Linked DNA regions of Homo sapiens: regions 1 and 3 are each linked to region 2. Evidence: chromatin loops called from intact Hi-C (ENCODE). Cell type or tissue: IMR-90. All regions are shown on one strand.

What was found. Peaks named below come from ENCODE experiments on the same cell type or tissue, not always from the same donor. Only the 100,000 strongest peaks of a DNase experiment are listed, where the experiment ranks them.
Region 1: it touches region 2 in a loop (2.0-fold over the local background); 3 of 110 quality-filtered maps call a loop at or near these places.
Region 3: it touches region 2 in a loop (15-fold over the local background); 18 of 110 quality-filtered maps call a loop at or near these places.

Annotation. Positions count from the first base shown.
Region 1 is chr15:73,238,777-73,241,276 of GRCh38, reverse strand. The region is part of intron 8 of NEO1 (neogenin 1); the gene reads right to left. Among named protein-coding and RNA genes, the nearest start is that of MIR12135, 60 kb to the left of the region's middle. In IMR-90, CTCF peaks have their summits at 213 (motif pointing left) and 1,274 (motif pointing right); a DNase peak (open chromatin) is centred at 206.
Region 2 is chr15:73,079,990-73,082,489 of GRCh38, reverse strand. The region is part of intron 1 of NEO1 (neogenin 1); the gene reads right to left. Among named protein-coding and RNA genes, the nearest start is that of NEO1, 29 kb to the right of the region's middle. In IMR-90, a CTCF peak has its summit at 948 (motif pointing right); a DNase peak (open chromatin) is centred at 959.
Region 3 is chr15:72,598,686-72,601,185 of GRCh38, reverse strand. It overlaps ARIH1 (ariadne RBR E3 ubiquitin protein ligase 1), which reads right to left. Exons shown (of 14, transcript NM_005744.5): 14 at 1-2,500. Among named protein-coding and RNA genes, the nearest start is that of MIR630, 13 kb to the right of the region's middle. In IMR-90, a CTCF peak has its summit at 1,129 (motif pointing left); a DNase peak (open chromatin) is centred at 1,125.

The sequences.
Region 1 (2,500 bases), 160 kb before region 2:
TCAATCCAACTTTAAAGTGCTATGAATAGCAGAAATACCTTACTTTCCACTTCCCACTTAATGGTTAATATAGAAAAGTACTGCTTTTTTAAGAAAGATGAAATTTTCATAGCTGAAAAGGCAGAGAGGAAGGACCCTCTGAAATCTCTGGCAACTCAGGTACCCATAAGAATTACAGCTCATGACCAAGGCATATGGTGCCACCTGGTGGCTGAATTTTCAAATGCAGGAAGTGGGTGAATTTGTAAATGCAGGTAGTGGCATACATTCTCACATTGAATTCTTACCACACGTCTGTGAAGTAAATATATTACTTTTGTTTTTTAGATGAGAAAATTTAAGCCGATAAGATTAATAAGAAAGTTTTGTTTATGTAACAATTAGCCAGGATATAGTCTTACGACTTAAAAAAATTAACTTCTCCTTCATTGCCTCTATTCAGAAATCATAAAGTAATGAAGCAACAAAAAACTATTATGGTCTCCCAAAATCTTCCTTTTAAATATTTCCCAAATTTGTCCTATCCACTTCAAGTCGCTGCTTTCATCTTCATCCAAGCCGACGACTAGCACGTATCTAGGCTAACATAATTACTACCCAATTTTGTCTCCCTGACTCTATTTTTTCTCTCCTTTAATCTTGGGTAGTGTTCCCAAAGTACTGTTTAATAAAATCACAGTGTACAACTTTCTTAACAGTCAAAAATGGTCCCTTCTTATCTGATTATGTCCAAATTCTCACTGGCATTCCAGCATCTGGCTCCAAACGTCCACTTTATTCTAATCTCTTACTAATTTCTGCCAAAAGCTCTGGGCCAGTTTGGCCAGCTTTCTTGCCTTTGCATCCTTCTCACAGCATACACACAGATGGCCTTACCTTGCACTTCCTCTTCCTTTACATACACTAGTCATGCCCACCTGCCCCTGCCAACTCAACTTCTGTATCTCTTCCAACTACAAATTAATTTACTAATCATTCCTGCTTACTCCAACCCACAATCTATCATAAAATTTAAATAAGTGTGTCTCATTGAAAACATTTAAATATAAAAGTACACACAGTTAAAAAAAAATAAGTCTCAATTCTCTTTTGTCAAAACCTGTCCTGCCCTGAGAGCTGACTGTGGCACATATTGACGCATATCTCACCAGACAGTCTCCATGCCAGGGTTTCTCAACCTTGGCACTACTGAGACATTGGGCAGGATAATTCTTTGTTGTGGGACTGTCCTGTGCATGGCAGGATGTTCATCAGCATCCCTGGCCTCTATCCACTAGATGTCAGTAAGTACCTCTACTGGTACTTACTGACGCTGTACCAGGCATTGCCAAATATCCCGAGGGATGAGGGGGCAAAACTGTCCCTGGTTGAGGATCACTGCTTTAGGCATTTACATACACATCAAAATATACAGACAGGTCATTTAAAAAAAACTGCTGCCACCATACTTACGGGTATACATACAGTCATGCACTGCTTAACAACAGGGATATGTTCTGACAAATGCATCACGTGATTTCATCGTGTGAACATCACAGAATGCACTTATGCAAACCTCGATGGTATAGCTAGGTGTATATCCCACACACCTAGGCTGTATGGGATAGCCTATTGCTTCTAGGCTACGAACCTGCACAGCATGTTACTGTACTGAACGCTGTAGGCAATGCGAACACAATGGCAAGTGTCTATGTGTCTAAACACAGAAAAGGTACAGTAAAAAGACAGTGGTATAATCTTATGGGATCACCATTGTATACGCAGTCTGTCTGACTGAAGCGTTGTTATGTGATGCACGATTGTATATTAGGTGCCCATTCTTCTATCAGTGGATATTTACATAGTCTCCTTTTATAATCTTGCAAACAATGCTATAAATAAACGTGTTTGTATGAGGGCCCAATGCATACATATATCTGTATGTCTATAGGACAGTTACCTAGAAGTGTGATGGAAGGCTATGTATATTTAAAATATTTTAAAATTCTGCCAAATCACCTTCCCTAGACTATTCTAATTTATACTGCCACCAATAACCTAGAGTGGTTTTCCTCCTAGCTGTCAACTCATTGAACACTGGATATTATCAACTTAAAATTTTTGCCAGCTTTATAGATGAAAAATGATAACTTGGCCAGGCACAGTGGCTCATGCCTGTAATTCCAGCACTTTGGGAGGCTGAAGTGGATCGCCTGAGGTCAGGAGTCCGATACCAGCCTGGCTAACACGGTGAAACCCCATCTCTACTAAAAATACAAAAATTACCCAGGCATGGTGGCAGGCACCTGTAATTCCAGCTACTTGGGAGGCTGAGGCAGGAGAATCGCTGGAACCTGGGAAGCGGAGGCTGCAGTGAGCCAATATAGTGCCACTGCACTCCAGCCTGGGTGACCCAGCGAGACCTTTGTCTCCAAAACAAAACAAAACAAAACAAAATAAAAACAAACAAAAAAACCCCCATCATTTTGCTTCCAAGATCGCCTGAGATGGTGAAAACCTT
Region 2 (2,500 bases):
TGAAATTTTAGAAAAATTAACAGCAATCTTCTCTTCTCAAAAGCTCATCTTCAAATTTAAGGAGAGTACATTCTCAATGTGTGCAGAATTTATTTCAGCTCAGTAATTCTACAAATGTCATCTTATATTACGATGCGGTAGACAGAAACACATCAGTCAAAATTTACCTACTCTATCGCATTTAAGTAACATTTTCTCAGTGAAAAAAACTTAGGGGAGGAAAATGTTACATATCTAAAGAGCTTAAGTAGACTCGACTCTAAATATTATGGCCACAAAGGCAAGAATCCATTATTAAATTCTTATCAAGTATTTAGGCTGGGCGTGGCGGCTCATGCCTGTAATCCCAGCACTCTGGGAGGCCGAGTTGGGCAGATCACCTGAGGTCAGGAGCTCGAGACCAGTCCGGCCAATGTGGCAAAACCCCATCTCTACTAAAAATACAATAATTAGCTGGATGCAGTGGTGCATGCCTGTAGTCCCAGCTACTCGGGAGGCTGAGGCAGGAGAATCACTTGGGCCCGGAGCAGGGAGTGCGGAGGTTGCAGTGAGCCAAAATTGGGCTACTGCACTCAAGCCTGGGTGACAGAGCAAGACTCCATCTCAAAAAAAAAAAAAAAAATACTAGTATTTGGCTGGGTGTGGTGGCTCATACCTGTAATGCCAGCACTTTGGGAGGCTGAGACAGGAGCTCAAGACCAGCCTGGGCAACATAGTGAGACCCTATCTCTACAAAAACTTTAAAAATTAGCCAGGTGTGGTGGCATGCACCTATGGTCCCAGCTACTCTGGGGGCTAAGGTGGGAAGATTGCTTGAGTCCAGGAGGTCGAGGCTACAGTGAGCTGTGATGGTGCTACTGCACTCCAGTCTGGGTGACAGTGAGTCCTTGTCTCAGAAAAAAAAAAACAAAACACTTAGTACTTGCTGTAATATTTCACCACCAGGTGGCAGATCCATACTACGTTCTGGAAATGTTTTTATCAACCCTGATAAGTTAGTCCAATTAGAAGGAATTTTAGGAAAAGTAAAATAATTTTAACTGTATTTGAACCTGAGCCAGTTAACCACAGGGTAGTTACAATTGGCCCTCAGAACATTATACTTCTATTTAACTGTAAATTTGTCCCCAGGCCATGCAGAGTACCTAATTTTCTTTAAAGAGAACAGAATATTAAAATGCAGTTTTAAAATGTGATTATCTATAGTCCAGTCATTCAAAATCCTGAGAAGTCTAAGAGGAGTTTGAATCCCAAAGTAAAGGGAACATGAAATGAAAAGGTAGAAAAAAATACAGGTGAGACAATGAGAAAAAGGGGAGAGAGATGAAACATCTACCAAACCAAGAAGCTAGCAAAACCCAAGTTACAGCAACGCCCTTCAAAAATGAACATGTCTGTGTTTTATGTGTTCAGCAATATATTCTAATTAATAAGATAAAGACTTTAATCTCAAGTCAATCAGTTAATTATGAAATTGACTTTTCAAATTTTTCAATAATTCTAAAATTCTTAAAATGTATTATTATCAAGATGAAATATATTATCTTGAAATGACTCTTCAGTTATTTTAAAATGCTATTGAAAACGCTATTTGCAAATGCATCCTTGAAATCTAAGGAGAACACCTTAATTTGTTTACCACCTTGGCTGCAGCACACCTTTCCCTCCACTGTCCTTCTTCCAGTCCTACCCAACTTCTCCCGCCTCTTTCTGGCCCATGTTTGCAGGGAGAAGAGATGACCCCTGACACTCAGAAAGAGATCCCTGGCCACTATACACACCAGTCAATGGTTCAACTTCCTCACTAATGCTTCCTTCCTCATGTCCTTTAATCCACTAACCAAATCTACCTCGGCCACAATTAGAAATCAACACCCAACCTCTACCATGAACCAAGGCTGACCTGAGTTTTGTGAAATTTGAAGCATATATAATTTGAGGGCCTTTTTGAAGAAAAAAAAAAATGGAAAAAAATTTTTCAATTTTGCAAATGTTACAAAAATATGTAACTAACAAACACACTACACTGCTAGAGCCTCTCCCAGATCCTAGAAGAGGTCTATGCAAGTGAGGGGATCCAGGGCTCACCAACTTAAGGGTAAATTGTCTCTGCCATGAAGACATGTTGAGGAAAAAACAAGCCTATAAACTCTGTTTGTTAAATAAAACAACTAGTACACCAATTCCATTCAATAAAAGAAAGGCACTGGCTAGAGAGTTACAGTGTTCACAGTTACTTTAGAACAAACTGGCTAAAATTAAGGACAGATAGAAACTGTCTAATGGCAACAAGAGAGCAAAGCACAGAGAAGAAAAAATGTGAGTGGAATCAATGGGGGAAAGGCATACTCATCCACTTCTTTCATACTCCTGAAGCTTATTGCCATCAATTATTTGTAGGTCTCCCCCAGGAACAGTTTTCCCTACTGGGTTATTTACATAACCTAACTTCAGAAAGCTCTCACTTTTCTTCCCTGACAAACAAAAAGAGAGAGAAAAA
Region 3 (2,500 bases), 480 kb after region 2:
ACTTCACTTGGACTAGTGTGATGGCAAAGGAGATGGAGAAAAAGTAAATGGGTTCTCAAGTTTAGAGGTGGAAAAACCTCCAATACACATGATTGGATATGGGGGAATGAGGGAAAGGGAAATGGATGTTAAAGGAAGATTGCCAGGTTTCTTACTTTGAAAGCTGCTGGATGAGTGGTACAGCCAATTACTGAAATGGGAAGACTTAAGGACAAAGATGTTTGTAGAAAGCTCATGAGGCTGTTTCCCAATATGTGAAATCTCCCTGAAAGGGGTCCTGTGAGGAGCAAATGACATTCTTTATTCAATAACTAGAAGCCATTGCTATAATGTTTCAAAATCTCTCCTTTGACCTCAGATCTTGTGAGGAAGATAGAACACTTTCTGTACCAGGGCCTTTTTCAATAAGAAAGGACATTGGTTTCTCAAATTGCAATCACTAAACCTAATGTACTTTAATTATATACATAATTAGAACAATCTCTTTTTAAAAAAACATAATAGGTTGGATACTATGGTTCACACCTGTAATCCCAACACTTTGAGATGCTGAGGCAGGAGGATTGCTTGAGCCCAGGAGTTCAATACCAGCCTGAGCAACATAGTGAGACCCGTCTCTACAAAAAATTTTAAAATGAGCCTGGCATGATGGCATGTGTCTGTAGTCCTAGCTACTTGGGAGACTGAGGAGAGAGGCTCTCCTGAGCCCAGGAGCTCAAGGTTGCAGTGAGCTATGATTGCACCACTGAACTCCAGCCTGGGTGACAGAGTGAGATCCACTGTAAAACAAACAAACAAGAAGTATGTTCACAGGAAAATCCCAGAAATCACATAGAACATGTTTCTTGTGTCACAGATGGATCTTCATTTCCCTTAGCAAATCTCCTCAAATGTGACCCTGCTTATCAAGATTATTCAAATCATATAGCTGTGCTGGGCATACAAAAAAAATGGCATTTATCTATTTTTATGGTGGGGGCTGAGGACATAGAAGAGGAATCAGGCATCGGTAACTTTTCAACACCCCCAATATATGTATAAACAAGGAGCTACAGTTGAGTTTTTACATTTTTAATGTTTTATCATTTGTACTGACAAGGTCCATAGCCAGCTTTGTTCTGATGCCACCTGCTGGACAAGTCTGTAACATCTTATTTCTCTTTGGAAGTGTCCAGTCCTCCCAAAACCTATACCACAAACGCTTGAGAGTCCAGCCAACACTGGGAAATATCACTTCAAAATAATATGAAGCTTCACTGGACTTCATGGAGGATTTTCAGTATGCCTATTCTTGATGCTACAGATATACTCAATAGCAATCAATGGTGAATGTGGACAAAGGCATAATACTGCATTGTTTGTGAGAAAAAATACTGGAAACATGGAAATGTCCATCACCAGTAACTGTTTAAATAAACTAAGATACATCCATATTAAGACATATTATGCAGCCTGTAAAAGTCCTCAGGTTGTTAAAATAGTTACATAAAACAAATAAAGTGTAGAAAATATAGTATGCTTCCATTCATGTTTAAAAAAATAATAAGGGGGAGGCCAGGTGCAGTAGCTCACGCCAGAACTATGAGAAGTCGAGGTAGGAGGCCAGGAGTTTGAGACCAGCCTAGGCAGCACAGTGAGACCCCTGTCTCTACAAAAAATAAAAAATAAAAGGAAGAGATATTGACACATTTTAGAAATACAGTTTGGAAAAGAAAACACAACCAACTGGTAAGATATTTGTCTCTGTGGAGGGAGTAGAGGCACTAGGGGAGTTAAGATGGGAAGGTGTTGCTTTTCTTTATGATTCTACAAAATTTAACTTTGTATTATCCATGTACTTTTACTTTTGAAAACAGTTAATGAGGCCAGGAGCGATGGCTCACACCTGTAATCCCAGCACTTTGGGAGGCTGAGGCGGGTGGATCAACTGAGGTCAGGAGTTGGAGACCAACCTGGCCAACATGGTGAAACCCTGTCTCTACTAAAAATACAAAAATTAGCTGGGTGTGGTGGCGGGCGCCTGTAATCCCAGCTACTCAGGAGGCTGAGTCACGAGAATCACGAGGCAGAGGTTGCAATGAGCCTAGATCGTGCCACTGCACTCCAGCCTGGGCAACAGAGCCAGACTCTGTCTCAAAAAAGAAAAAAATACTAGCTAATGAAATATGTAAATAAAACCATTGTTTAAACTCCCATTCCTAACCAGGCATGGTGGCTCATGCCTTTAATCCCAGCACTTTGGAAAACCAAGGTGGGAGGATCACAGGCAACATAGCGAGACCCAAACTCTACAAAAAAAAAAAAGCCAGGCATGGTGGCACATGACTGTGGTCCCAGCTACTCAAGAGGCTGAGGCAAGAGGATCACTTGAGCCCAGAAGGTCAAGCCAGCAGTGAGCTATGATCATGTCATGGCACTCAAGCCTGGGTGGCAGTGAGACGTGTTTAAAAAAAAATTTTTTTTTTTTTTTTTGAGAGGGAGTCTTGCTCTGTCACCCAGG